Regions from separate parts of the Mus musculus genome. Here regions 1 and 3 are each linked to region 2. The links are chromatin loops, found by intact Hi-C in ENCODE. Cell type or tissue: heart. All regions are shown on one strand. Each heading gives the region's core, and the rest is flanking DNA. Links, peaks and the distances in the headings are about the cores only.

The links. Peaks named below come from ENCODE experiments on the same cell type or tissue, not always from the same donor. Only the 100,000 strongest peaks of a DNase experiment are listed, where the experiment ranks them.
Region 1: a loop joins it to region 2, with 3 times the contacts of the local background. A loop is called at or near these places in 3 of 42 quality-filtered maps.
Region 3: a loop joins it to region 2, with 2.2 times the contacts of the local background. A loop is called at or near these places in 10 of 42 quality-filtered maps.

What each region holds. Positions count from the first base shown.
Region 1 is chr7:114,918,871-114,926,516 of GRCm38, reverse strand. No RefSeq gene overlaps it. Among named protein-coding and RNA genes, the nearest start is that of A730082K24Rik, 26 kb to the left of the region's middle. In heart, for the core only: a CTCF peak has its summit at 4,178 (motif pointing left); no DNase peak of the experiment used is centred there; H3K27me3 peaks cover 508 bases.
Region 2 is chr7:115,363,356-115,371,001 of GRCm38, reverse strand. No RefSeq gene overlaps it. Among named protein-coding and RNA genes, the nearest start is that of Gm45999, 31 kb to the left of the region's middle. In heart, for the core only: a CTCF peak has its summit at 3,933 (motif pointing left); no DNase peak of the experiment used is centred there; H3K27ac peaks cover 248 bases.
Region 3 is chr7:115,213,549-115,221,194 of GRCm38, reverse strand. No RefSeq gene overlaps it. Among named protein-coding and RNA genes, the nearest start is that of Gm34282, 85 kb to the right of the region's middle. In heart, for the core only: CTCF peaks have their summits at 4,054 and 4,274 (motif pointing left); a DNase peak (open chromatin) is centred at 4,184; H3K4me3 peaks cover 617 bases; H3K27ac peaks cover 2,768 bases.

The DNA.
Region 1 (7,646 bases), core at 1,411-6,410, 440 kb after region 2:
TGATAATGGCCTGGGAACAGGAGGAGGAGAGAGACTGTCCCTTTCATATCACTATGAAGGGCTTGTGTTTTCATTGTGTATTATATTTATAGATAGTGAGGGAGTCATTGGGAGGTTTAAACAAGAGGGGAAGTTAGCATGGCTTAAGAATCTAGGAGATCCCTTTAGCAACAAAGTGAAGAATGAATGGTAGATAGCAAAATAATTGAAAACATAGAGGGCAAGTAGGATGACTCAGTGTGTTAACATACTTGTGGCCAAACCTGAGAACCTGAGTTCAATTCCTGGGATCTACACAGTTGTAAGAGAAAATCTGTCCCTGCAAGCTATCTTCTGACCTCTACACTCACACCATGGCATGTGTGACCACACACACACAGTCACACACACACACACATACACACACACACACACACACACACACACACACAGACACACACACACACACACACACACACACACACACACACACTTAATTTGTTACAATGTGATGAAAGAATTAAATTATCCTCTTAAGCAAAGAGACTTGGTTCACTTTCTGCTAGACGTCTTATTGAGCAGTTGAGCACTGGTTTCTGATCTCAGGATTTCTGTTCAGCAGCTCAGATTACCTTCCTCCACCCAGATGCAAGGCTCCCTGAGAAGGGTTAGCTTCTATTGTTATCAAGAGACAAACTAGAATCACCAGGGAAGAGAGTCTAAGGAACTGTCTAGATCATGTCGACCTGTGGGCACGTCTATGGGAGCGTTGTCATGATTGAATATTCAAGATGGGAAATCCCACCCATTATGAGCATGCCACTCTCTGGGATTATCCCTGAACTGTGTGAAAATGTGGGGGTAGGGGCAGAAGCAGAAATCAAACTGAGCACCATGCATGTATGCATGCACTCTCCCTGCTCTGTGGATGTGACGGACTGTATCAAGCTTCCATCCTGACTTCTCTATGATGAGCTTTAGCCTGGACTTCTTAACGGAATGGACCCTTCCTCCCTTGAGTTGAGTTAGGTCAGGGTAGTTTATCACACTCAGACACTCCTCAAGACCCAACCTGCCTTGCTGTTGGCCACTCCAGCTAGCCACCCATCTGGCCAACTGTCTCTGCACAAGTTGAGATGGTCTGGGTTTTCTGGATGCCCAAAAGGCAATGCTCTGACACAATAAATGTCACTTGTAAATCCAAAGGTGTCCCAAGATAGATGAGGGCAGAGTAGGAGTTGACACCATCCACCAAGTCAAAGCAGAAAATCCAAAGTGATGGTTTTTATGAATGGACAGACTGAAGGTCCTGAATGTTCTTTGTCAGACTGGATTGGAGGGGGTTCTCCATGGATAGAGAAATCATGGGAGAAGATGCAAGGAAGCTGACATCCAGAAAACATCTCCTTATCTTGCTAGCTGAAATGAAGCTGTCTAGAGGCCTCTTCCTGGGCCAGGTGTGACCTGCTGGCTTCCAGGTTCATTTATTAGTGGCCTGACACTGAACATACTAACTGTACAATTTCTATATTAACTACTACCACCCAGCCATAATGAGTGCTCATAATTATATTTTATATAAAACAAATAATACACTGGCACAGAGCTTACAAAGGGGCCCTGAGTAGGAACTGGGCTGAGGAATCCATAGCATAATTCATGTGGCCCCACTATCCATATGGGATGGGTTTGAATTGACCAAAGATAGGTCAGAGACTCCCTTCTGGGAGTACAGGGCTTCAGGAGACCAGGGAGGACTTCTGAGAAAGGTTCTTCTCCTCCAGTATTCTGTCAGTATCCTAGGAAGACCCAGAGCTTGACGGAGGCACTAGGTCTAGGAAGAAGCCACTCTTTGAAGTTTTCTCATTTTCTCAGTCTCTCTCCAACTATGTGGTATTTATATATAAATACATAATATAATTGATTCTGTTTTTGTTGGATTTTTTTAGAGCAGCTCTCCCAATATCTAGACTTGGTGGTGAGACAATAAAGGATTTTTAGACATCTGATATAGAGTTTAAATGTAACTTGGGTTCTCCAATGAGACCACTGCTAATCAGCTATCATTCCAACTCATTTTTAGCCATCACCTCTCAGAGTCTCACATTCCTTGTCCTTAAGCTGGAAACAACCTTTTGCTAGTTTGGTACAGCATTGTTCTAAGAATAAAGAAGTAACCTATTGAGACTTCATTTTGAATATTTTGTAAGTGTCGATTCACTTAAATAACCCAATAGACCCCATAGGAGCACGAGGCTCAGCTCAGTTTCAGTCGATACTGAAAGGTTAAAGACTAAAGACATTGCCCTTGCTTCTCTTGCCTCTCTTACTCTCATACTCTTGCCTCTTGCCCCTTGCTTCCCCTTTCCCCATTCCCTTCGCCCCCTCTTTCTATGTGGTCATGGCCAGCCTCTACTTCTCTACTCTCTCCTTCTCTTTGCCTTTCTCTGCTTCTACTACACTCTGAACTCCCCTCCCCATGCCCTGAATAAACTGTATTCTTTTTTTTTTCAATTTTTTATTAGGTATTTACTTCATTTACATTTCAAATGCTATCCCTAAAGTCCCCTATACCCTCCCCTGTCCTACACACCCACTCCCACTTCTTGGCCCTGGTGTTTCCCCTGTACTGGGGCATATAAAGTTTGTAAGACCAAGGGGCCTCTCTTCTCAATGATGGCCAACTAGGCTATCTTCTGCTACATATGCAGCTAGAGACATGAGCTCTGGGGGTACTGGTTAGTTCATATTGTTGTTCCACCTACAGGGTTGCAGATTCCTTTAGCTCCTTGGGTACTTTCTCTAGCTTCTCCACTGGGGGTCCTGTGTTCCATCCAATAGCTGACTGTGAGCATCCACTTCTGTGTTTGCCAGGCACTGGCTTAGCCTCACAAGAGACAGCTATATCAGGGTCCTTTCAGCAATATCTTGCTGACGTATGCAATAGCGTCTGCGTTTGGTGGCTGATTATGAGCTAACTGTATTCTATACTAAAAAAAAAAAAAAAAAAAAAAGACTAAAGACATTAATTGGAGGTCATAGGACAATTTAGCTGAGGAGCCTACATACAAGCCCAGGAAATCTGAACTTTATTCTAATGACCTAGCCTGGTACCTAGGACAGAATCAACCAAAGAAATGTGGCAAAGGATCTTTGTCATGTTTATGAACTGCAGGCCAGCTCTGTGCATGGATCTTTGCTGCCTTCAGCAGATCTGAAGCATGCCTAGTGGTTTTTATTAAAAGGAAGAGAGGTGCCTGGGAGGGACTCAGTAAAGGGGAAAACAATGCCTGCTACACCCCCACCCTCTAGGAGCTGGGTGCCTTGGCCACAGAGGAGACACTGATGCCTTCCAGGAGAACACAACTGAAGCAGTAACAACAACAAAGTGGCATGGGGAGAAAGAGCAGAAATCAAGACTTCAGTTTTCAGCTGTCACCTGTCTATCATAGGCTCTGAAACAAGGACAGCTGTCCTCTGAGGCATGGCAACGCCAGTGTGAGCTAGCTCTAGAATCCAGATGGAAAGAATAAAATACAAAGGAGAGAAGCCATGATGATCATGTGGCTTAGGCTAAACAAGGCGTTCCGGGTCCCACTTTGGTCCAGATTCTCTTCTCCAGGTGACTCACCATGTTTGGTTGGTCCAGTTCCTTGTTCAATGCAGAGACTGTGGTAGACAAGATCAGGGAACCAGGGTCCTCAGACCAGTTAGAATCCCATTCTGGCCTCAGTTTGTCCCATGTATAAAATCAGGAGGTCAATTAAATTTTAATACCTTTAACATCTTGAAAATCCCATGTGCCCTCGACTCACTTTACCCACAGCCATAAATCAATATCCTTGGGGCAAATGATTTCATTTAGGTCAAATGATTACTTGTACATATACAGGGGAGAAATAAAGACACCACACACACACACACACACACACACACACACACACACACACACCTCCTGAACCTCATGTTTATAGAGCCCACTCCCACCTCAGTCATACACAAAGCATCCAGACAGTCGAGCAGAGGCACAAACACCTGGACTCTCTAAGCTGCTCCTTCCCCCACCCACTCTCTTGATCCCGCCCCACAGCCCCCTTTCCAACTCCCCTGCTGGGTAGCCAAGAGGGCCTAGCCTTCCACTGTCTAGTTACCTAAGATGATGGGCTGGTGCCACCCAATGGTCAGGATCAGAAGTACACCCTTGGTTTCAAGACCCAAAGGGGATTGGAAAGGGTCCAGGGTCATTCAATCCATCATTCTCTGTGCAGTGAGGTTGTGTCCAGAGTTGCCCTAGATAGACCAGGCTGCCTATGGTCGTAAACCTTCTCAAAGGTCAGGGGATTGTCACTGACACTCTGGGAGACTTTGGGCCAGGCCAGAGCCTAAAAATATTGGGTGCAAACTGTGTGCTCAGCACCATTCTAGAAGCTTTATCTGCAGTCTCCTTTTGATCCTCACACCTGCTGCTTTGCAGGGCATGTATTACTGTCTCTATTTTAAATAACTACTACTAAGAGGGGTGACTCTGAGACACAACTCCAGCTCTGACTGGCAGTCACCTGGCCACCCTGGACTTAGTCTTCTCTACATCTTTGAATCTAATCATTCATTCATTCATCCATTCAGTAATTCAGTCAGTCAGTCAGTCATTCAGTCACTCACTCACTCACTCACTCACTCACTCATTCTTCCTGTGAATGTTATGGATAGGATCCATGTTAGAAAGAATTCAGAGGGGCACCAAGGTATGACTTTAAATAGCTTCTAGGCTTCAAGAGTCAATGAGTGTTGTGTCTTCCAGAGTCCTTAAATATATAACCTTAGAGGCTCTTCTTTGTCAAGTTGTATGTAAGTACAAATGGTAAAAATGAAGCCCTAGCCTAGAGTGGAAGGCAGCCAGCACATAGAGGAGAGCAGCCAATGTGCTTGAGCAAAGACTCTTCAGTCCACATTCTTCTAATCTAGGACTGCCCCAATGTGAGCCCAAACACAGTCAAGGAAAGAGTGAAAAAAAACTGTGGTAATTGGTTTCAAAGGACTCTGTTTGTGTCACAGGTGAGAGCCAGGAGCAGAGAGGCACTTCAAGTGCAGAGAAACTCGGTATGTCCTGCCATTCTGACATCTCCAGCCTCTCTCCACAGCCCAACTCCAACCTTTGTCCCTACTCAACTGCTTCTCCACCTGCATCCTCACAGAGTCCTACTTCCCAAGCTCCAAACAGCCCACAATTCACTAGCTCCTGATCTTTGCTTATTTTGATTAATGCATAGGAATAGAATAATAGAATCATAGTATGTGAAATACCAGAAAAAAATCACCCAGTCCAAAGTGTGTGGATAAGTAAGAGACCTAGGTAAGAAGATTGATCCAAGATCACATGGCCAGCATATGTTATGGTATAGCACCATACAATGTAGCCTGTAAAATAACTGGGTGCAGAGTTCACACTGCCCTTTCCAGGATCACTTTCTCCCTTTCCTCTTCATCACCATCCTTGTGAAATCAGACAGTGATGGAGGTCTGCATCAATCAATTCTAAGTCATCTTTTCACATTCCCATTCCTTTCCAGTTTCCCAGCCCAAGTATAACTGTCCTTGAAGACAGAAAACACCTTTACTTTCTTATAAAGTCTTAATTCTAGCACAATGATGATTTAATTCTAGCATGCAAATTAATAAAGGCTTAGTTCTATCATGTACATATCAATATTGGGTGGGTAGCCGGAGGTATAGATGAATGGAAGAAAGGGAGAAGGGGGAGAGTGAAGGGAAGGAGAATTCTGAGGTCTGTAGCTTCATTTACTTAGCTTCTGTTCCCAAGTGCCCCAATTACAACCTTGCCAAAGAGGTAATCAGAATGCCACATCAAACATTAAAATAAAACCACGTCTTTCTCTTCCTTGTGAAAACAGCATTTGAAGCTGAGCCTGGTGGCATAGACCTGTCACTCCAGCTACTTGGGAGGCTGAGACAGGAGACCCACAAGTCCATGATCCCCTACCATACATACATATGAAATGAAGGCACACATATACTCACCATAAATTTGAGGAAATCTTTTTTTATTCTTTTTTTATTAGATATTTTCTTTATATACATTTCAAATGCTATCCCAAAAGTTTCCTATACCCTCCCCCCACCCTGTTTCCCTACCCACCCACTCCCACTTCTTGGCCCTGGCCAAGATACAATTTGCAAAACACAAGAACATCAAGAAGAGGGAAGACCAACGGGAGGAAATCTTGATAAATCAGAATTCCCTGAATACAGCAGATATGCCTTCACTTTCAAATTATAGTCCTATATTCTCAAATTCCTTTCTGCTACTCTCAAAGTCAGTTAAAACACCAGCCAACCAGCCAGCTGTGTTCAGAAGGGGTTGTCTCTGGGCTTTGATAAGCTCCCTGCACCCCACTCTGCCTTTACAAAGTGATCTTGTAGGATTTTCACCTGGGAATCATAGTTGGTCATTTTCTGCTCAACTCTCCCACATGCTCTGAGCCGCAGAGCTGACACACAAAGTAAGTGCTTATTCAGCATCCCTTGAATTGATGGTCCTCTTACCACACCATATGCTCCTGTTGCCCCTGAGGGTTCAGTTATATTTCATTGTAAAACCACTTAAGTTACTTTCTAGATCGTTATAAACAAGAGCCCTTCAGGAGCTGGACATAGTGTCTCCAAAGAGCCACAGCTTTAGGGCAAGGACAAACCAGGGCTGTAGAGCTAAACACAGTACACAAGCAAACAGGTACCTCTGAGGACAAAGAGGTACCTGGGAAAGAACTAGATCTCATGTGTAGGAGATTTGAGAAGCCAAATTTTGAACAAAATTAAGATAGTTTTAAACTAGTATTGTGTATCAATAAAACAGTATGCCAGTGGGTAGTGAGCCCTCTGGTAATACAGATGTCCATGCAACAGATGCAGATAAGCACTGAGGACAAATCAAAGGCCATGTGGGTTGCATCTGATTGAAAAGGTCTAGGCCAGAACTGAGCATCCATGACTTCATCAGATCTCTAAGAGTTGCCCAAGCGAAATCCCAAAATCTGAGTTGATTTCCATGGTCTATTTCAATCTTTTACTTCAGTGCCCTCCCATCCCACTCTCAACTCCCCAAAATCTTTGTCAGCATAGAGGTGTTTATTGGCGGAAGATCATCTCTGTGGTATTCTTCAATGCTCTTGTCCCACATTATAGGTCATGTGGATCTTGGTAGAGTTTTCATATACACCACCTTCCCAGAGGTCCCAGCATAACACCACCTTCCCAGAGGTCCCAGCATAAATGAGAGTGGTCCCTAAACCCACAGAGCTCAGTCACTCACTACAATGTCATGTTCACTACTTTCTCTCTTCTCTTTGCTCATTTCCTCAATCTACTGAACTCCCAGATCATTTTTCAAATAACCAATGTTTGCCCATATTTTTGCCTGAAGGTCTGCATTGGTGGTACCTCTGTCTCAGAATCTATGTTGGAGGCTGCAATGCAGTCTTCACAGTGATGGGCTGAAAGCACAGTGTCTTGGGATTACTCGTCAGTGGATAGGAAACCTGCTTTAGCCTTGGGCACAATGACAAACTTGAATGAACCTATTTCAACGTGTGCATGAGTCTCTCAGATAGCGTAGTGTCGAGAGTCTTCTCTCTACTGCAATCAACTTA
Region 2 (7,646 bases), core at 1,470-6,469:
TGTACATGTATGTAACCAAACAAATATACACAGATATGAGTGAGATATAGACAGATGTGCACATATATGCACATTGGCCTCTATATTCTTTATATATATTACAGAAAGATATGCTAACTTATATCATTGCCATATGTACGTATGTATTAGACACAGATATGCTCACATGTATACCATTGGTGTATCTGTATAAATATATGTGTATATGTTAGATACAGATACACTTGTATGTATGCCATTGGAGTGTGTTTGTAAGGGAACTTGTATTCCAATCTCTGTCCAGTCTGAGACCTTGAGAGTTGTTGTCTGGGACACTGCTTGAGAAGCATGCTGTGGCTGCATTCTGATTCAGTGGCATAAAGCTGTGACTGACTAGTGAGGCTGACCATGGACCAGTGTCAGGAGGTGCCAGCACCCCTCCCCCGCCATCTCAGCCTAGCATCTTAGCTTCATTTTGAGGCTACATGCTATAGCCTCTCACCCTTTTCTATATTCTTTCCATCAGTTAGGAATTCTGTCCTCATGGATATTGGTGAGTCTTCTTCATGATAAAAGAAACATTTAAACCTACAGTTCTCGCAGAAGGCTATGCTTTCTTATCCTTTTCCTTCATTGTTGTATGGCTTTGGAGATATCCCCCTGTAGTGGTGTTCTCTAGCTCCACTCAGAGAGTTCCACATGTGTGCACTGCAGCATGCTGGGAGAACTGGGATACCTTGATGATAAAAATCAATATGCTCTTGTCTTCATGTCCTCGCAGCTGTGGGTTCTAGTCCCACAGTGAGTCTTAGCTCCTTGGGTAAAAAATACTTCTACTTTACAGATGGAAAAACTAAGGACAGGAGTAGAGAGTTAGCTGCTGAAGTCCTATCAAGGCCAGCAATACTAAGTCCGACTCTCGGTGAGAGCCTGGCCATCAGGCTTGAGGGCCCCTCTGCAGCTGCTTCGTTCTGGGTCTGGGTGGCTCTGAGGGCAAGCACATCCCCCCCCCCCCCCTTGCTTGCCGCTTCCTACACTTGCTCTTAGCCAAAAGGCCGAGAAGCGATAGCTTGCCGCTTCCTGATTCATTGCTTTGATGTTGTGCTTTCATTGTGTTGGCTTTATAACAGTAAGCGGGAGTGAGTGAATAAATATAAACTCACCCCTCCCCCATTCATCTGAGGAAAATTACTATCACTTTCCTACATCCTATGGATAGAGAAGGGCACAAAACAGGCAGGAAGGACCCCACAGCCTTATAGAGTTTAAACTTGAGGAGTGTGGATTTTCCTCTTTCCACCTATTTTAATTAACTTCCCCCTTCCACACACCCCTCCCCACAAACTTCAGGCTACAGATGATGTTGCTACACTTATTTTTCCCGATGAAGGTATCGAGGGCCAGAAATTAAATAATTTGTCCAATGTTGCTTAGAAGGTAGTAGACGTATGATTTGACATCAAGGATGGGGGAGATGGCTCAGTGGACAAAGGCACTTGCTATCAATCCCGAGTTTGATTCCCCAGGGCCCACATGGTAGAAGGAAAACAATTTCTGTGAGTGGTTCTCTACCTTCCACATGCACCCTGTACCTTGCCCAGCCTCCACAATGCACACATGCACACCACACATATCTGTAGAAACAACTTTACAGTTCTTGAACACCAAAAGTTTGCCTTCAGCCCCTCTGTCATAACCAGTGTTGCCATGTGTTTAAGATTGAGAGAGAGAGAGAGAGAGAGAGAGGGAGGGAGGGAGGGAGGGAGGAAGGAAGGAAGGAAGGAAGGAAGGAAGGAAGGAAGGAAGGAAGGAAGGAAGGGAAGAAATGAAGGAAGAAAGAAATTCAGAGAAGTTAGTCTGGTGAGCCAAGGCCACACAAGGTTTAGAAGCAGAGCTAAGCTGTCTGACTCTTACACACTAGGCTTTACCCAAGCTGTCTCTCCTTCCCACACTGTGGTAGGGAACAGGGCAGACACATCAATGGGTACTATGGCTTGTAGGAGCTGAGAAGATGGAATTCTCTAGTATGATATGCACAAACTGTCTGTGTCTCACATCAGCGAGCTGGGGGGGAGAGTAGGGACAGAATACCAACACACCAAATATTACTCTAATTTGCTCAAAGGCTGTGATTGTATCAAGTTCTAGAAATAATGAGTGAAACAGACGGTTAGGCCACTGCAGCTGGCCAGCAAATTTTTGGCTCAAGTGTTATAATTATTAAACACAGGGGAGAGAATGGGTGAGGAGACAGAGGGAAGAGAGCGCACACAAGCAAGTCCAACGCTTAGTTTGAGCTAATTTATCCAAAAAACTATACAACCCAAGAAGGCCAACACTTGCTTAAATTTAGATTTGGACACGACTCCTGTCACACACACATAAATGACTACTGTTTCCTGGACACCCACTCAGCACACACAATCACTCCCTCAGCGCTGCCAGCCCGCTGGAACAAAAGGGATTTTGATTCTGAGATTCTGATTATTTTTAAACTTTAATGATAAATCCTTTCCTTCTCCACATTAAAAAATAAAGGCTATGCATCTTGCCATTAAGGGTCCGCTTGCTGCTGCTTGGTTCTCCCAGGCACTTATGTTGTTTAAATTTTAATTTCTGGGTTGAAATTTTTATTGAAAACATCACTATCTTTCTAAATAACAACAAAAAAAGTTTTCTTCTCTTGTCACTGTCATAGTTTGCTGCCTTGGTGGAATGTGTGTGTGTATGTGTGTGTGTGTGTGTGTGTGTGTGTGTGTGTGTGTGTGTGTGTCTGGCTTTTCCAGTGATTCTGTGGCTTGAAATTACTAGACCTGCCCCCAGACAAGTGGTTCCTGTTGTTTTAAAATTTTTATTACTTTTTACTGATTCTGTGTGTGTTCACGTATACACACATGTGTGCCACAGTGCTGATGAATCAGAGGACAGTTTGCAGAAGTCATTTCTCTCCTCCCATCATGTGGGTCCTCGGGTCTTCAGGCTTGGAGGCAAGCACCTTTACTTGTTGAGCCATCTTGCTGGCCTCGATTATTGTTGTTATTGTTGGTGGTGTTTTACAATCCAGGGCTTGTCTTGAGGGCAAGTTGAATACTTAAGACCTTACATCGTGGGTCACTGTGGAGCAAAGCCCCTCTATAATAGTGACATTAAGATAGTGTAGTGACAAGACAGTCCCCATGTCCTTGCCACTGCCAGGCTAGCTCCAGGCGCTCTCCATTTATTCTCTTTCTATAATCTTCAGCAGGGGATGAGGAAGCCACCATGACTCCTGTCCTAGAGGAGACAGATTGTGACAGAACTTCCTGCATCCCAGGGGAAGCAATGCCATCATTTATCACTCTGGACGAGATGCTGACAGCCACAGATATCAGTGGAAAATCTGATGTGGAGAGCTGAGAGATATCCAAAGAGAGATGTTTCTAGTTAGGTACTGGCCAAATCCAGGCAGACGGCCTAACAAGGAGAACATTTGAGTTAAATATGGAAAGCAGACAGGATTCTGACAGGCGAGGTGGGATTACACCAGACAGCATTCTTAGGAGTCAAGAGAGAAGGGAAGACAAGCTTATGAAGGATGGTTCAGCTATTGAATGAGGAGAAGGCCCATGCTTGCTCCATGGTTGGTTCCTGAAATCCGTGGACCCTTACCTAAGGACATTCACCTTTTCCCTGCTCACAGTTGTGTCCTTGCTCACAAATGTGTCAGTTGGGAGGGAACACACTGTTAAGAAAGATCAGCCTTAGCAAATGGTGACAGGCAATCTGTGCAGGTAGAGGGAGGAGCAGTACACTACGGGGAGGCACTTCAGTAGCGGATCTTCCTAGCTCTATTTCTTGTCTAGCTTGCCCTGCTTGGTCTCAGGCCTTGGGTCCTGGCTGTCTACTTTGGACCCCCAGGTGGCCCCATGGGTCCCAGTTTGACCCTCAGATAGCTCTCTGCTGCCCCCATCTGGCCAAGCGACCCATGCCACAATTCATTTGCAGGGCCTGGCCTAGAGTTCCCAGAACATTACTGCCAGGAACATAACTGATCCCGTGACTGGACACGATTCAGAACACATATTCTGTGGTGAACAGGTTCATGTCTATAAGTACCCACAAGTGACCTTGAAAGAACATCGAGGAGTGATCACTATTATTGGTGGTTTACAGATGGAGACTCAAAGCAGAGAAATGCAGTGTCTTTAGGATATGAGCTATGAGTATTGATCAGGTGCTTACCTGTTTTCTATTAAGATCTGGGACTCCTGCTATTGAGCTACTTCTGCCCAGATCCTGCAGGAGGGGAGACTGGCAAGATGTAGAGTAAGGGTATGGTTTGCCTCAGGGGCTAGGCAGGGTTGGAGGGATGTGAGGAACGGGAGGGGTAGCCATGCTAAGAACTGTATCATTGTGGACTGAGGCCAAATCGAGAGGGAGAACTTTGTATGGGAAATGGAAGGCAGGGAATCTTGGAGCCAGAAGCACAAAAGGCCACAAAAGGAGCAAGGGGCACCAGCTCAGGGCTTAGTGCTCAAAGCGATGGCTGGCATGGTGGCTTAGGACTGCCTGGGTGTGTCTCTCAGTTTCCTTAAATGGATAGGGTTCTTTCTGGCCCAAGACATCATTCCAACTTGACAGCATTTGAGGGTTAAGTCTCCGTCTCTTAGAAAAGTCCTATTAAGGAAAACCCACTGGCATTTTTCAAGCTGAGAGCAAGGCCCGGAGGAGTGGCAGCCAGACAGGGTGGTTTCTAATGGAGGCACAGTGGGATGGGAAAAGCTAGGTCAGGGGTGCAGCTGGCAGCTGCAGGAGGGAGAGTCTGAGAGAGGTTGGGGAAAGTCAAATGCAAGCTTCTCCCACTTCCCACTTTAGCCTGGGGCCAGCCATGGGCACAATGATAGCATTTTATTTTTAACAGAACAATTCTCAGGAAGGCTTGGGGTGGGGGCAGGGAGAGGTAGGAACAGAGCTATCCCTTTGCACAAGTGAGTGTGTCCGAATGACCTGGCTGGACCAGCAGAAGTTGTGAGTGGGTTTAGAGAATGCACAGAGTGCCAGAGGTGGGTGTGAGAGCTGGGCATATGTATGCACATGTGTTCTCAGTCTCTAAACGTTCATAAATCTTGTAAGACACCTCCATGCCCTAAGTGTTTCCCATCTACTTACACAGCCATAGTTTAACTCTCTTCAGAGAGCAGGGCAAAGATGAGTGTCACAGTGCTATAGGAGCCTTCTGGGCAAGCATCACTCAGGCCTTATGGCAAGCAACAGACAATCATAATGTCACAGAGATTCAGTGCAAGGATGGGTGAGAACCTCACCTGAAAGCAATTTATATTTTAAACCAAGAAGTCCCTGTGGACCCTTGTGGTCTTTTTTTTCTCCTGGGCAGTGAAGTCCTTGATTCAAGTTATCTCTGTACTCATTGGTTCCAACCAGATCCTAAGTCTGAGGGTGTAACTGTAGAAAGCATCTTTTCTGACAACCTCATGGACCAATGGACAAGTGAGTCTGACATTGGCAATCCTATTGCCAGCCACCCGGCATTAAGAATAACTTGAAGCTACTCCACTTAGCAAATACATAGGAAATATTGTTCAGGGGCAGAGGCTGTGTAGAAATTGGCACCATAAAGGGCATGTCTAGAGCTGAACATTGGGACACACCTGCAGTCCCAGCCCTCAGGAAACTGAGTTATCAGGGTCTTGAGTTTGAGACTAGCCTTGGGTACATAGTGAGACTTTGCTTTAAAGAAAATATCCAGTGTAGGGATCGATGTAATTTCTGTACCTCTCCATAGCCTGGACCATAATTCTTTTACATAGGTGTTCAGGGTACCAAGCTCAGTTCTTCATGCTTATGAAGCAACTGTTTGCCAGACTGCACCATCTTTCTAGCCTGACATATAATTTTTGAAAAAAATATAGTATTAGGGGAGATGTTCAGAAGTTCTCTAAAAGGAAAACAATCTAGAATTGAAAGATATTCACGGAATATATATCTCATTGAGTCACTGGGAAAGTGTGAGGTACCCGTGGCAGAGTCCTTACCCAGCCCTGCTCTAGCACGAGGCGGTTCAGCATCTTTTGAGTATTCTCAGCAACTACTAGAAGTGGCAGCACAGGTGCCAGGTCAAACCTGTGCATAGCATGATCAAAGTCTCAATCGCTAAGCCCAGAACAGACCCAGCCAGCAGCAGGGATACTGAAGGGTGTATCTCATCAAATGGGTGGTTAAGGATTTTGTTTGTTTTTGGTCTTGTTTTATTGCTTTCACTTTTTGACGTAAATGCACATATTTTTATTCTTATAACATAAGCAAACAGATCCAAAGAATGAGTGCTGGAGTATGGAAATTCATTTGAACTTGAATCCACCATCCCCCACCCCCTAAAAACAAAAGGCATCTCGAGTGATGAGTGAACCATTTAGGGGGGGTTAGCCTTGTGACTGGACCCCTGATCGATCCACCCTTTTTTATTCTGCAATTCAGGAGGGCTGAACCTGGACTAGCTCTGCAGGTGAGTTCTAATTGGTAAAAATTAAGCTGAGTCTCTTCCCTGCTATAGCAGTTTGGTTTTGGTCATGCAGGTTCAAGCCAGAGACCCAGGTCATTTTCCTAGGACCCCAAAATACTGAAGTAAAGATCTTCATATTAGTGCCTCTGACCCGGATGGATGTGAACAGAAGACACATAATCCAGAATTAAGCTCAGCAGCATCCTGAAATCTTGAGAGGAGTCAGGCTCTAGGTAAAGCTGCCCTAAGAGGAAGGCTGCACATGCTAAGTACTTACCACACCTCTGGCCTTGCTTCTTTCAGAGATTGTACGAGTTGAATGGGCGTTAGATTATTTTTGAGTTTCCCTCAGTAATGTTACTTATGGCTTAAGAAGCTCTGCTATGAACCAGGCCTGTCATCTCAGCTCTTCAGGATGCTGAAGTCATAAGGTCACAAGTCAAGGGCTGCATGGACTGAAGACTGAGGTTCAAGGCCAGTCTGGCAAACTTAGTGGAACTCTACCTCAAAATAAGTTGTTAACCTATGGCTTGGGATAGAGCTAAGTAGTGGTACAGCCCTTGCCTTATATGCATGGAACCTAAAGTTCAATATCTCGTACTGAGTGCATAGCATTAGGAATGCCCGATACAGGGATACTAAAGACTGCATCTGGAAATGGTAACGGAAATAGAGAAGGTGGTGTGAGAATAAAGAGGGAATGAATGGGCCAGAAGGGTTTCAAAACTACTGCAGCTTCTTTAGCAACCTCTGAAGAATCCAGGCAGCAACAGTAAAGGCCTGAGCCATCCGAGCCACGCCACAGTCATTGGAAGCCTCTTTTTCCAGAGTTATAGCTGTGAATGGAAATTCTCTGGCCTGAAAACTGTAGTTCTACCACACAGCCAGTAATTTGTGACTAACAAAACTTATTTTTGTATACATGAACTAGTAATAGGACCAACTAGAGAATATTAGGTAGGCTAAGTGCAAGAATTATTTAAAGTGGCTAGCATAAATATATTCAACATTCCGTAGTTTCTGTCTTATCTCTTTATGCTAGGAAGTGACAGATTGGTGCCCACAGACCACTTGTAAGACCTGCCATGTACTGACAGTTTTGAAGATTGCCATTAGCCTTTTGACCCTCTACTGTTTTTTCAATCTATTGATCTGCTGAATCAATTGA
Region 3 (7,646 bases), core at 1,216-6,215, 150 kb after region 2:
TGGCACATGTAGAGGTCAGAGAACAATTTCAGGTTGTTGATATTCAGGCACTACTTCCTTTGAGAAAGATTTCCTGTGATATTCATAGCTGGCTATGTTATATTAGCTGGTCCTTGAACTACTGAGGATTCTCCCTGTGTCTGAATTTTAGGCTTTTAAACTTTCTTTAATAATCTTTCCACTTACATATAACTATCATGAAGAGAAACTCCATGTCTCACACCTACAATGCAGGTCCATGCTAAGATATATTAGTAATACAGACATGCACTAACCTATGGGGCTTTAAGGCCCTGAGGTAAGTTTTGGGGGTTCACACTTCATGCTTTTGAGATTAGTATGTCACCCATTGAGTCTTCTCCACTGCCTGGGAAGGTCCCTGTGTAGAAGAGGAAATTAAGGCTCTGAGAGGAACATTCTCTTCCCAGGGTTCCCAGTCGGGTCCTCTGCAGGACCTAACTCAGACATGAGCTTGAGTCTGGACCCAGGCCTTTAGAAGCGGCTTTCTCACCAATGACCACCTGCCTAACCTGTTCAGGAAGCTCAGCAGAGTAAGGAACACGATGCTGAAGAAGGCATGTGGCTCTCAGAGCCCCTTTGAGACCCCTTCGCACAGAGGTGATGAGCAAATGACAAGGGGCATCTCTGCTCCCAAGGGATTCCAGTCACGCGAACCCGACTAATTAAGGCTGGAACGATGTCATCTCCTGAAATAGCATTTTAATGACTGATGGCTCCAGTATAAATTGTTATCTCCTGATCCCTCGTTAGGGAGCTTAATTAGATCCATCATAAAACATATTGATCAATGACACTGAGCAGGTCCTCAGGACATTCAGTGTCCCCTGGAATATTGCTCTCATCTCTGTGGCAGGGCTAGGTGGGATGGGTCCCTGTAGCGATCCAGAATTCCACTGTCTCTTTCTCCCTGCCTTCTAGCCTTCAAGCCAGTCTCGGACCAGTCACTGTACAGACCTCTCATGCCTTAGCTGCCTTCCCCATTACCAGTAGTTGAGGATTTCCTTATTCTGCAAAAAGTAAAATGGATCTTGGAACCCCAGCTGTCACTCCCTTGATGCAGCCCCAGCCAAAAGAGTTGTCTGTCAGATGATAGCTTGGGGAGTGACAAACGAAAGAACAAAGAGACAAGGTAGACTGGATTACCCTCCTGACCTACGCACAGTGCCATGTGGAGCTGTGTAAACCCAGCAGCAGAGCCTCGGATATTTACAGCTGAGAAGGCAGAGTTACAGAAATGCCACCCCAAGGAGACATTGTTAGCACCCCAGCTGGAACTACAGCATGGCTTTGAGGAGTCCCAATCTAGACAGATGTGGGTTCAAACCCCAGTCATTTTATACACTTTATAAAATTTTAAGCCAACTACATAGGGTTTTGGAAATTATACTGCATCTATGACACTGGTGGTAACGATTAGGCCTTTCTCTTTGACTTATTACTGAGGTTTCAATGAAATGTCTTTAAGCTAAACAATTTTGGAATGTCCAAAATAGTTCAACAAATACCATTTTTTTTCCACTGAACATCCCACTGTTTCCATTTAGAAGGAGATTGGGCCTGCTTCATGAAATGGGCAGGGATGGTAACCTATGCCATGAAATACTTCGTCGGCAGCCAAAGTAGAAGGTGCTGGTTCCCATGGCATTTATTGATCACCTTCTGTGTACCTGGGTGTTAGTCAGAAGGTATCAGTGACCTCTGCGTGGATAAATCTTATTTAAGCTTTTGATCATTATGGTAAGAATTATTAAGATAAGGCATTGGCATACAATAGTGGTGAAGGTGAAGAGGCCGATCAGGAGAAATGACAAGGAAGGGCCAGCACCCCCAGACTCCCGCACAGACCTCAGGGAAAGACGTTGTTACTGTGGTGGCCCAGTACAATGTTCTAGGCATCCTAGACAGGGCGGGACTGTGTTGATTCAGTGGTGTGGACTCCATAGTCACGCTCACACATGGCTGCACTCTGTGTCTCTGTGTGGATGTCTCTCTGGTGTAGAAGTCACTTCACCAGAGCGGATGAGTCCTCACGTGTGTGCACTTGGGGGCCTTTTCTCTTGCAGTAAATGTAGCTTAAAAGCTGGTGACGGGGGCTCTTCCTGAACACCAACCACAGCACATCATTTTTCTTTCAGGGAAAAACGCTAGAAATTAACCTGCAAGGGGCAAGTCTCTCCTTTACTTCCTCTTTCTGCCTTCTCTTCCTCTGTGTGCGTCTCCCTCCATCTCTGCCGTTCTATTTATAGCTTAAGGCTTTCATGTTTTCACACTTAGCATATAAACGTCCTGTCTTACATGAGAGAGGGAGCACAGAGTGGCTCTGTAATTAGATCAGCACTCTGTTCCAACGGCACATGCTCGCTCGGGCTGGACATTGTTCCCTGCTCCACTCCCACCAGCAGACGTCACCAAGCCTCAGAATCCTGCCCGAACCCCTCCTTCCATGTCCCTTTTAATCCCTAATGACAGTCCTCCAATATGACTGTCCCCGGCTCCCTATCTGGTCCTCTTCTGCCACATTGGAGGTGACTTCAGTGTGCTCCACCAGGGCTCAGAAGAGCCTAGCTCTCCACTCTGATCTCTATGCAGAGTGGGAACCATCCCTGCTTGTTAAGGCCATCAGAATGACAGCCCACAGGGACAAAGCTCACCCCTCAAACTCGCTAGGTCCCCAGTCCCTAAAAAATAAGAAGACACAATTATAAAGATTTAAATTAAATGGAAAAAATACAGGAGCTAGGAAATGAGGCTTCATTTCCAAGCCCTCTTGATGCATGTTAGCGAATATTGTTGAGAACAATTAGGGCTGTGTGAGTGAGGGGTTTTTCCTCACTCGCTTGTCAGGTCAGAAGACAATCTGTTTATTTTCCTGATACAATTTTATTCAATAAACTGAAAGGATGGGAGCCGGGAAAGGGGATATGAACAGGATGTGTGCCATCAATTTGTCAAATAAATAACCGTGCTTGGAAACAACAGATTTTATTAATTAGACAGGATGGTGTATTATTACCATTAAAGTGTTATATTGCATTAATTTTTATATTTTACTCGGCTACTAATTACTGTAAAAGATTTCGGGAATGAAGCAAAATAAAATCATGCAGCATTATACATAATGTAAAGATAGCGTGAATTAATTTGCCCACTGATCGAGAGAGAAAGATGCACTGGGGCTGTCTGTGCTTCCTTGGCTGGCCTGGCCCGGGAGCCCCGGAAGCAGCCCTGTTGTTGGCAGGCAGAGGGGTGGGAGGTGAAGGATGCCTTGAAGCCTGGGGTTTGAGGTCAGGCACTGGACTACTGGCTCTGTAACCTTTAACAAATACTCACCCAGAGATCTCCGTGTTCAGTCTCCACTTGCCTTATGGCAACTGTAAGAGTTTGCCAGGAGAGAGAGAGAGAGAGAGAGAGAGAGAGAGAGAGAGAGAGAGAGAGAGAGAGAGAGAGAGAGACTCTTTCAATGTGGGAGGGGTGGAAGGGAGGATGGCAGGATTTGTGCAGGTGTTAAATGAAAGAGTATTCAGAGGTCTAGATCCAGCCTGGGTAGGCTAATGCCCAGGTCCTGGTAGAGCCAAGAGGCCAGGTCCTGAGAGAATCATATTTGCAGCTTCTCAGCCACTGCCCTGCTGGGACATACTGCATCCAAGTGGTGCAAAGCTGGCTGCTACTAAGGTCAAGACAACAGCGCCATGAGATCCTTGTTGTAAGTGCAGACCAGAGGTCTGGATAAAACAGGTGTCTCCCCCAGGGAACCCCATCAGGCATTGGTACCACGGGAAGGAAAAAGCACACCTCACTTCTGTGCAGCCAGACGTGAGCTATATGGATACAGCCATGTCCCCCTGAACAGAGGTTTATTCTTTAGCTTAGAAAATAAAAAGTAAACTTTTGTGCTCCCTCCGCGCTCCCCTCTCCCACCAAACAACAACAAAACCAGGTTGTCTGCCCAGGCAGGGGAATCCACGCCTGGCACAAGGTCTGATGGGGGAGGCAGGATGGGTTGGGCGCTCTTTGGGAACTCCCCATGACTACAACGCTGCAGGAGCCAATGGAGCCCCCACCCGCAAGATCCTCGCTGACCTGGGCAGTGCGGCCCACTCCCCCCCCCCCCCCCCCGGGGGGTGTGCTCCCAGGCGCAACTCAAGCCCAGCCGCGTTTTTCTGCAGGCTAGGTCTCCATAGCCAGGGCCCAGGAGAACCCACATTTCTCACGACCTACTGCCACCTACTGTCCATAGATGAGAACTGCAAGCCTCTTGGAAGTGTCCTTGGGGAGCCAGAGCAGCGACTCTGGGTGCATCTGCTTAAAGCCTCAGTTTCCAGAGTGTTCCGGAACTGCGTTGTGTGGGAACAATTCTACCAGACCTCTTGAACCCTTGTGCTATATCTTACTTGGGTGACACCTGGGAGGTCTGAAAAGGTTTCCCCTGGGGTTAAAAGGTTCCTCAGAAAGGATCAGATGTAAAATTTACAGTGAATGTTCCCATTTCTGATTCTCCTGGTTAGACCTTAATCTGTGCTGGAGTCTGACCTCCCTGACCAGGGCATGCCTTCAACCTTTTTCTCTTTTACTTGCCCTAATGTTACTTTGTCTTAACTATTACACGTGTTGTTTGGGCCCGAAGTCCTGTCTGTAGTAGTAATTTAAAAGTTGAAGTCGTATGTGTTCTTGTCCTACTTCCCAAATAATTGACACAAAGATCTATTAAGTTGATTACCAAGCTTTAACCTCTGTGACTTGGCAGGTATTCATCTATTCTAACAGTCTAAGCTATCTGTTGCTCAGCCCCAGGGCCCTTTACCTTCAAGCTGAGTCTCACCATCTTGCTCTGGTCCGAGCATTGCCTATGTCTGTTCTCTCCTGGTGAACTGATGGTGAATCCCTCAGTGACCTGCTCATCAGGACTTCTTCTGGACACACTGTCTCAGGGTTTCTCCACGTAGTCTCTCTACCTTCTTTCCCCGTGGCCCTTCTCTTCTCTCTTTCCTCATGGTCTTTCTCTTAGGTCTCTCTTTCTGGAACCAGATAAAACTTCAGCTTGAAATTACTACTGCATCTGATTGCACTCTGGCTGGCCAGAAGTTATTTAACCCTTTTTTTTTTTAAAAAAATACTCAATATTATTCATCTTTAAATCTAAAACGACCATGCTTTCCATACAGTTGGTCATAGTATGAAATGAATGACGATATACGAAGGACCAGGAACGAGCCTGGCATTCAGTAGATGCTTTACAAGTGCATAGTAAGGGATTATTCAAGGCTCCAATTATCTGCATACTATCACAAGATTTCCCTTCATCTTTTAGCTCCCTAAGTGCTAAAATCATTTCAGAATCAGTCACGCTATCAATCATAGCTACTTGCACAGGAGAAAGTAGTACCATGTATCTATCTATCTATCTATCTATCTATCTATCTATCTATCTATCTATCTACCTACCTACCTACCTACCTACCTACCTATCTACCTATCCATCCATCTATCTGTCTATCCATTCAATAAATGTTCTACACACAATGCTCTGGGGTTAAAAGGGTGGAACTGAAGACTGAAACTGAAGACTGAGACCTTTCATTCACAGAGTTTATAGGGTTAAATGAAGACAGAACAAATGAGTCAGGCATGGGGCCACATTCCTACAATTTCTGCACTTGGGAGGCAGAGGCAGAGGGTTGTAGGAAGTTGGAGGCCAGGCTGGTCTACATTAAAAATTCAAGGCCATGTAGAGAATGCAAGGGGCTATACAGTGAGTGAGATTCTGTTTCCAAAACAACCCCAACAAATAGATGTACAGATGAAGTGAATATTAAAGCAAGAATATCCAAGGTATCTGAAAGAAGTATGGGGTGTGGGGTGGGCCTTCTGCAGATGGGGCCAGCATAGGGCTCTGAATGAGAGGTGTCTGTGTCGAAGGTGGTCTGATGCAAACTTGAAGTATGAAAGAGGTAAATGGTGGCTTCCTGGGGTATACGGAGGAGCCTAGCTATGAAGGGGAACAGGCACATGATCTCAGTCTTGCTGAATGTGTGCACATACAAGTCAAAGCCCAGAGGTCTGCATTCTCAGAGGGAGGGGATGGTATTGCATGCAAAGTACAGTTCAATAGACCTGATTATAAAAAACAAAAGATGAAAGAAAAACAAACTGGACCAGGTAGTGATGTGCTCTGTTAATAACAGCAATATGGAGGCCAAGAGAATCTGGAGTTTATAGTCAAGCTGAGCTACATGGCAAGACCTTGTCTCAAAGATTAGCAGTTGCTGGAGGAGAGAGATATCTTTTTCTTCCGTGGTGTAGTCACTGGTAAGTGCCCAAGCGCCTGTAAAATAACTGCTCAAACCCATGCTCCTGTAAGCAACCCTAATTAAACTCATTAGTTTACACACACACACACACACACACACACACACACACACACACACATACACACACACACACTCACACACACACAGAGGCATGAAGGTAGGTAGGAGTTAGTTGCATGAAGTGAGATAGGAATTTGGGGACAAGATAAGACATACACATATAAAAATGTCATAATGAAACTCACTGTGTTATATTTAGTTCTTTAAAAAAGAACCCTAACCAGCAGAGTAACTAAACAAACAAAGAAGTGGGAAAGACTAAAATAAGGTGAGACAAGACATGGGAAGAAGAGACAGGAAAAAAGAAAAGAAAGAGAAAGGGAGAGATGGAGAGTTATGAAGTGAAGAAGGCAAAGAAGAGGGTCGCCAACATCAGCCAGAGCTGACGTATAGCCCAAAAAACAGGGAAGATCTTGATCCGCCTGGAGAACATGGGAAAACCCAAATGGACCAAGCTTGGTGAGGAAAGGACACCAGCAAGAGATAAGGTAGGGCCGTGGCCTTCGGAGTTTACTACAAGGACCTTTGATTTTCCGTAGAGTCCTGAACTCTCAAGCAGCCATAGGGCCAGCCTCATCTTGGACAAACCAGTATCCTGTACTGAAAACGTTCACAGTCTGTAAGTGCAGTGGTCACAATGAGCAGAGAGCCATCAGAGAAGGCTGCAGTGAGGATGGCTATGAAGGTACCTGAGGGATACCATGGATGCTCATGGATTATGGACAATCTGTGCATTCTGAGGGTCCTGCTCCTTCCCGGCACCACCAATCAGCTTGGAGCAGAGATGTCAGACTTTGGATGGCAGGTGATGAGTGGAGAGAAGGAGCAAGGGCGAAGCAAGGACACCCCCTCCACACTGCTCAGTTCCGTGTTCCAGGGTTATAGACTATTTTTCTCTGTCTCATAGAACAAACACCTCACAGTGTGTAGTTACACGTTTATGTTCTATGCGCATCTGTGCAGTGTCTAATTTTCTGAGGACTGCATGCTCTGTGTGAACCAGGGTGGATTATGCTTCTAACACCTCTGCATCCCTAGACCTGGCACTTAGGAGACACTCATATAACTGAATTAATGAATAGATGATGAATGAATGAAACAATCTACTTTTCTTAAACTCGGACCCATTCCCTTCGATTATCAGCCAAGAATTCACATTAGTCATCCTCTCTTAAGCTTCTCCAACATCTTCATTCTAAGATCAGCCCCCCCCCATGATTCTTTTGATTTTGATGCCCCCCCATAAACATCTGCATG